Regions from separate parts of the Mus musculus genome. Here regions 2 and 3 are each linked to region 1. Evidence: chromatin loops called from intact Hi-C (ENCODE). Cell type or tissue: left cerebral cortex. All regions are shown on one strand.

Region 1 (2,500 bases):
GAGTTATTTAGAAGTTCAGCATCATCAAGAATAAGCCTGGGTCCAATCTTCACTCCAAGCACCATTCCGACAAGGCAATAGATATAGATAGATACATAGATAGATAGATAGATAGATAGATAGATAGATAGATAGATAGACAGACAAACATGCAAGCCAGGTATGGTGATGCACATCATTAATCACAGCATCGGGGAAGCAGAGACAGGCAAATCTCTGTGAGTTGGAAGCCAGCCTGATTTATAAAACAGAGTACCAGGACAGCTTCTAGGCTCTGCCCCACAGTTACCTGGCAACAGCCAGGTATGCCTGACTCACTATAAAAGGGGCTACTTGCCCCATCCTCACCCTCTTACTCTCTTATTCTCTCTGTTCCTTCTCTCTCCCATTCCCCTCCCACCTCCATGTGTTCCTGGCTGGCCTCTCCTCCCTCTCTGTCTATCTCTCTATCGCTGTCTCTCTGTCTCTATCTCTGTCTCTCTCTCTCTGTCTCTGTCTCTCTCTCTCTCTCCCTCCCTCCCTCCTTTCCCGCCTCTCCCTGCCTTTCTCTATCTCTACTCCAACCTCAACTCCCCTCCCCATGCCCTAAATAGACTCTATTTTATACTATATCTGTCATATGGCTGGTACCTCAGGGGGAAGGGATGCCTCAACATGGGCCAGCAGAGGTACCCCCTTCCACCTCACCATACTGTGCCTCAACCAAACATGTCCTGGTTCTTTCTTTCTTATTTATAAAACACAGCAACAGCCAAGATTGTAGCACAGAAAAACTAGATAGATAGATAGATAGATAGATAGATAGATAGATAGATAGATAGATTGCATAAAACAGGAAGAAAACATTGTTTCAAATGAAAACTAATCTATGTCATCATGATTATAAGAATTTCAGACTAGTCAGAGGGAGGAGCTTAAGACTTCAAATCTGTAGCAGTCAGGGGAAATAACATTCATGACTGTACATTTTAACAGTATATCAGATTGCCATTTCTAATTACTTGAATCGTTGTGAGTACCCACTTTTATTTTTAGTCACTCTTTGTCCTTGATTGGAGAATCCCTCGGATACAGAGGCAAGCAGATGCATTATGAATGGAGGAATTGTTCTTAAGCTCAGATTTATTCTTAGATTTTTCACAGGGAAAACGCATATTTAACGTTTTGTCATACCTTTATAGGTCAATTGCATAATGCTTCATGTACACTTCATCTGAAGATGAACATTTAATGGAATGTGTCAAGAATTCCCTTCTCTAGCTTGGAGTTAGCTTTAAAATGCCATCATAACTACAAGGATGCCACCATGTGGCCGAAGGGTGCTTTCTTGAAAGCTGTATAGCATAACCTAAAGGGTAATAATGTAGAAAATGAACAATTTAAAATCCAGATTTCCTGAGTGAGATTCTGATATTTATCAGACCTTATAGTCTGCTTTTGCCTTACTTATAATTCTCTATTTAATTGACAAGTGCCCAATTCATCTGCAATGTAATTCGTTTCACTTTTACTGCATTCTCAATTCCAGCTGTCACAGAAGCAGAACAATCGCTGCTAGGGCCTTTACTGTGAGAGGAGACTCATTATAATAATAATAATGATTTATGTGTAAGATAAAGGCATCTAAAGAATCCTTATGCCCTTCAAACATATATTCATAGTAAAGCAATTCCTACTCCACTCTTCAACCCTTTGGACAATTGCTTAGCCGTCCTTTTGTCAATACTAATGAACCACTGTGTGTTTTTTCTTTTTATATCGTTATTAGACAATTAAAGGCACGCTGAACGATGCACTTTCTAAAAATGACAGTCCAGAGTAGTATAGATTTTTAGAAAAGCAGCAGAAGTGGGTCACTTTAACAAAGGAAATTCTGCTGCAAGTGGATCTCGAAGAACGTGTACCTGTTATCCTCTGTATCAAAATAACCAATTTCAAGCACTCAATGAATCTTTTTCATTAAAGCAACTTGAAACTGCTATTATTAGAATGTCATTACAGGAAACTCCAAATGCTACTGCCAGTCATCTAAAGTTCAGCAAAATGGAATCAAAGAACAGAGCCAGAGTGCATTCATCTCAAAACTCAGTCTTGAGATTCAAAGGCAAGGTGTTTGCAGTAGCTTGAAGGTAAATGACCTGCAGGCTCTATGGTGGTTTGATAAATATGACCTCCAAGATTTCTGTGTGCTTGGCTCATAGGGAGTAGCACCATTAGGAGGTATGGCCTTCTTGGCATAGCCTGACCTTGTTAAAAGAATTGTGGCAATGTTGGGATGGGCTTTGAGGTCTCCTATGCTCAAGCCCTGCCCAGTGTGGAAGACAGTCCCCTTTTCCTTCCAGCAATCAAGATGTAGAACTCTCAGCTCCTTCTTCACCACCATTTCTACCTGCATGCTGCTGTACTTCCCACCATGATGATAATAGACTAAACCTCTGAAACTGCAAGCCAGCTTCAATGAAATGTTTTCCTTTGTAAGAGTTGCCTTGGTCACAATGTC
Region 2 (2,500 bases), 1.7 Mb before region 1:
GGATTAAGTGATCCTTACACCTGGGTTCACAGCCCATCAGCCTCCCAGAATCCAGCCTGGAAAACCGGTCTGGGTGTCCTCCATGCTCTGCGAGAACCTGGGCACGGAGGGGCATCTCTGAGTTAACACGTTTGCTTCTGGGCAGTTGGAAAAAAGACTGTCAAATGCATCTGATAGGCGCGCGCACATACACAGGCGCACAAACACACGCATACACACACGCAGCTAGCTGAAAAGAGGCTTACAAAACACTAGAGGAACACCAAGATGACTTGAAAAGGTGGAAAACCTCCAGATTAGTGCCGGGAAAACTGAAGGGCCAGCCGGGAGATTCCAAAAGTCTTCTCAGGTCTTTCAATATTCACATTTCTACGCCTCTCTCTTTCTATTTCTCCTTTCCAGAATGTTTCCTGGATCTGCCCCACCCCCGTCGAGTTGCGCCTTTTTTTTTTCCCCTAAGATAACCGACCACACAACATGAATTACATGGGTGCGTTGTGCCCACAGCTCCACAAAGTCCAGAATCCTAAGGACCAGCTAGCTAAGAAGCCATTCACATCTCACATCTTCAAGGGAAGAAGAAAAGCTCGCAGGCGAACACACACACACACACACACACACACACACACACACACACACACACACACACACACACACACAGCTCCGGCTGCTCTGCACGGGCTCACCACCTCCCTGCGCCGCTGCACACAGCGCGGTGGGCGCCCCTCCCGCTGGCTGAGGCCCTGGGACGAGTCCTCAGCTCAGGCTCAAGGCGGGAAGCTGCAGTCCGGGCAGGCAGCCGCCGCCCCGGCAGGCCTGGGAGAGCCGCTCCCCAGCGTGGTGCGAGCAGGCAACGCCGGCCCAGAGGAGCTGCGCTCCGCGCTGCAGCATGGAGGCGGCGGCGGCGGCGGCGGCGGCGGGCGCGCGGCCGAGAGCCGGTCCCTAGCTGCAGTGACGAGAACGGCCGCACCTCCCAGAACCCTAGAAACAGGAGACACCCCAAGCAGTAGCAGCTGTGCTCTCGGCCTTTGAGACTTCGGGCTGGATGTGTTCAGAGAACCGATTTTCCGCGGGCGCAAGGAGAGGGTTAGCGCCGTGCCTACAAATCCCTAAGCAGAGGAGGCGCGGGGGCGTTGCAGGAAGGGGGGAGGGGAAGCGGTGGAAAACCTGAAGGGAGAAAGCTAACTTCTGGGGCATCCCTCTGTTGGAAATGAACTGCCTGATCTAGTCGCCCACTGACCTGTGAATAAGGGAATAATGATTTAAATTTAAAAAAAAATAATAAAAATTAAAAAAAAAAAAAAGGTGTCACCCAGCCAGGCTGTGTCATTAGGCACTGTGACAAGTGATTAGCTCCAACCTGGCGGAAAAAATCCCAGCCTAAGAGCTTCTCGCTGAAACTCCCAGGCACTGAAGGCCGACTTCCAGTGTTCCCTAGTCTGTGTGTGAGTGTGTGTGTGTGTGTGTGTGTGGGGGGGGGTTGCTTATGAATCAGATGGAAGCGGATTCCAAAATGAACATTTACTTTGCAGAATCTGCCCAGTAGGTACCAGGCATGAAGAAGTGATGAAGCTAACCACATTTTAGTGCACAGAGCTTTATGGGACCTGAGTAGTCCTCAGAAAGGCCTGGCCACCGAGGTCACCTGCACTGGGGGAAGGATGTGGAGCCAGAGAGAGGTGTGGTACAGAGGAAAGGAAAAAAAAAAAAAAAAAAAAAAAAAAAAAAAGAGCCTCTTGGGGAAACATTGGGTAGGGCCCTCCCTGGCTTTACTCTTGGAATCCTGCCAAGATTCCCAGGTTCTCAGTTAATCCCCAGTCTCAGACCCCAGCCAAGCTCACAGAAACCCCCTAAAGACAGTATGTGGAGTGGTTTGAAGCTAGTCCTTTCAGGATAGAGTTGATGAGCACTTGATTTTTGGTTTCTGTGCCTCCCTCTAAGTTCAAACACCAACCTGAACCAAACCTGCATGGAAGAATTGAGGGGGGGTGGGTAGGGGGATACTGGCTATCAAGGAGCACTTCCTTGCCTATTTGCACCATACTGTTCCTCCCAGAATAGGATGCTCTGGAATTTTGCTCCCAGTAGACCCTGAGGCTTTACCCTTGCCTTGCGAATTCACATGGGCGTGCATATTCAGGCACACCCACGGGCCCTATCCAAGTGCGCGCACAGGCACCCACGCGTAATCAAGACCCACACAGCTGCCTTTTGAGAGATGAACTCAGCCTGGAGTACTTTAAGTGGTAACTGCTCCAGTTTTCTCTTCCCTTCTCTGGGCTCCTCTCTTTGCTTCCGACCAGGTTCCACTCCTGTTTATCCCTGGGTGGTTCGCCCCTGGATTTAGCAATGCGATCTACTTGCTGGTTATTTGATTCCGGAGGAGCATTGGCTGGGGCTGCGATTCCCGCCGCGCAGTCTCCAAGCATTTCCGCCACATCGCCGGGGCTCCAGGTTCCAGTGCAAGTCTTCAGCGGTAGATTGCAGAACTGAAAACGAG
Region 3 (2,500 bases), 1.7 Mb before region 1:
TAATATTGATTTTTATTTCTCAACTAAGAATTATAAACTCCAGATGTGTCTCTCCTGATTTCTTGTGAAATGTCTGCAAGTCCTGTATGACTTCCAACTCAAACTTCAGGGTTGCTTTTACGATACTCACTCTTACTTCCCTAGAAGCAACATTAGAATACCTGAACAGTGTGTTCCCCAACAATACAAAACATAGCATGGGATATCATTTGTCTAATTTTCTTGAAAACTTAAGGGTTTTGTGCTTCAGACTGAAATTCAAATACTGAGCTGAGAGATGACTAGGCAGTTAAGAGCACTTACCTAGGTCTAGGGTTTGGTTCCCAGAACTGTGAAAAAATGCTCATATCTATCCAGAGTCAGCTCTAGCAGGGATTAAAACCTTCTTTTAGTCGCCTCTGGTGTCCTCAGGAACCACATGCATGTGAAGGTAGATGTCTGTACACATTTACAAATTAATTAATTCATTCATTCATTAATTTTAGAAAAATGCTATACTTAAGGCTTGCTGAGACCTATTAATGACTGCTTTGTAAACTAGCTATCAGAAACAATCTCTTTCCAGTCATGTAATAAATAAGTTTCATTAAAGCATATTAGAAAGAAACAAATCTTTCTGTCTTATTTAGTTGTTATTGGTTTTTGTTTTTTTCTTTTTTAATGTATAGATAGACTCGTAGTCACTTTTTTATTGTGCATGTTTTGACTTTCAGGGATAAAATAATCTCTCAGAGGGATTAGTGTTTTGTTTTGTTTTACTTTACTGCAGTGTGTGTTTGATATACTGTGCTGTAAGAAGTAAATGCTCCAACTGAAAGGTTACAGTACTGAACACAGCTCAAGAGGGTGGACACAGTCCTGATCAAAATCTGTTCAGTTTTGGAAAAGAAACTGAGTCTATCTGTGAGCTGCTGGAATGTGCTGTGGTCTCAGCTATGACCCTGTCACAATGCTGTGTCAATGAGATTTAAGTAAACAATAAGTTCTTATTAGAAACAATGTGAACAGAAAACTTTCCTGATTTTTGTGTTTTCTCGTTTCCAACAATATTTATTTTACTTATTCCTTTGATACTGTAATGTGTTAAGGAATGGAAAACTATAATTTAACAGTTTATTTTGTGATTTTTTTTAAGAAACCACAAGTTTTCCTCTGCTATTTTAATACTGAACTGAACATATGCTAGATACACGAAGCATGGATGAAACAGATTGCTCGGTATGGTAGATCATATTTCAGAGGATGTTTTATCCTATTCTTAAACCAAGAAGTACTTAACAGGTGAAACAGAATGGCTACCAGAGCCACAAAGCAGGCTGATGAGACACCATTTCCACTTAGCAATCCTGATTAAAATCCATTGACAATTTGTTCTCTTTGTTGTTTCTAGCAGTGTGGGGACCTTCAGTGTGCACTGATGATGAATCAGCCTTGGAACCTGGTGTGTTAAGCTTGACTCCAAATGTATAAGTAATTTTTCTATCAAATATGACATTTGGTTGTACTGTATCACTGTTTACCTAAAATTATAATCAGAAAATTGACATTTATCATTAATTCAATATGTAGCCCCTTTGTTTCCATGTGCATATTTGTATTCTGACATGTTCCATGATATTTGCAGCCTAAAAAAGGAAAAATTAACATATATATATTATGTTTTAGAATCCGTGTAGAATAAAACATGATCTTGATGTTTGGAAGGTTATTCAGAGTTGTGAAAATTATCTTCCTCTCTATTGTTTGCGTAATATTTATACCACTCCATCAATCCTGATGCTATTGTCAAAGTAAACTCTTGAGGACATTTTTTTCTTATATAGTAGTAGCTCTAGTTCTTTAATACTCCATGTAGTTCAGACAAGTGTATAATTAATACATATTAGGTATGCTTATAACACATGCATGCCTTCAAAAAATTACTCTAAGTATACATCCTTGCCTGTAATAACTACTTTAAGAAGGAATTCTATTTCAGGAACACTAAAATGACGCAGTCAATGAAGTGCTTCCAAGGAAGCATCATGATTTGAGACCTACACTACCCCCACCCCAAACACTTAAAAACTCCAGGTCCTAGTGAGAAATCCTGACTGATGAAACAATTATGAATTAACAGCTCATTAGAAAGAACACCTAAGCTGTCCCCTGGCTTCCCTATGCACGTGCACACACACACACACACACACACACACACACACACACACACACACACACATACACACACACACACTCATACATGCATATATGTGCACATACTCCTTACACACAAGTATCCCATTCATTCGCATTCCGAAGTATTTGAATTTGCATAGACAGAAATCTGATGTAGAGGATAGAAATGAAATCTAATATAGAGGATAGAAATAATTCAACCCAGGCTGACGTTGCATTGCTGTATGAGATCACTGAGCGTAGTCAACCTCAGCCAGCCAAGAAGCTGAATCCACTCCAGGGCACTAAAGTTTCCTCATAGGAATTTTGTTGTTGTTGTTCTCAT

Evidence for each region. A loop is a pair of places that touch in the nucleus more often than their neighbours do. Peaks named below come from ENCODE experiments on the same cell type or tissue, not always from the same donor. Only the 100,000 strongest peaks of a DNase experiment are listed, where the experiment ranks them.
Region 2: a loop joins it to region 1, with 8 times the contacts of the local background. A loop is called at or near these places in 6 of 42 quality-filtered maps.
Region 3: a loop joins it to region 1, with 6 times the contacts of the local background. A loop is called at or near these places in 7 of 42 quality-filtered maps.

Annotation. Positions count from the first base shown.
Region 1 is chr12:59,797,034-59,799,533 of GRCm38, reverse strand. No RefSeq gene overlaps it. Among named protein-coding and RNA genes, the nearest start is that of Gm22673, 130 kb to the right of the region's middle. In left cerebral cortex, a CTCF peak has its summit at 1,302 (motif pointing left); a DNase peak (open chromatin) is centred at 1,275; H3K27ac peaks cover 212 bases.
Region 2 is chr12:61,521,534-61,524,033 of GRCm38, reverse strand. It overlaps Lrfn5 (leucine rich repeat and fibronectin type III domain containing 5), which reads right to left and starts at 867. Exons shown (of 6, transcript NM_001310586.1): 1 at 1-867. Gm20063 (predicted gene, 20063) reads left to right here and starts at 2,214. Exons shown (of 3, transcript NR_045049.1): 1 at 2,214-2,500. In left cerebral cortex, a CTCF peak has its summit at 989; DNase peaks (open chromatin) are centred at 900, 1,443, 1,770, 2,307 and 2 more places; H3K4me3 peaks cover 2,334 bases; H3K27ac peaks cover 2,405 bases.
Region 3 is chr12:61,514,742-61,517,241 of GRCm38, reverse strand. Gm20063 (predicted gene, 20063) reads left to right here. Exons shown (of 3, transcript NR_045049.1): 2 at 1,391-1,441. Among named protein-coding and RNA genes, the nearest start is that of Gm20063, 5.8 kb to the left of the region's middle. In left cerebral cortex, no CTCF peak of the experiment used is centred here; a DNase peak (open chromatin) is centred at 1,264.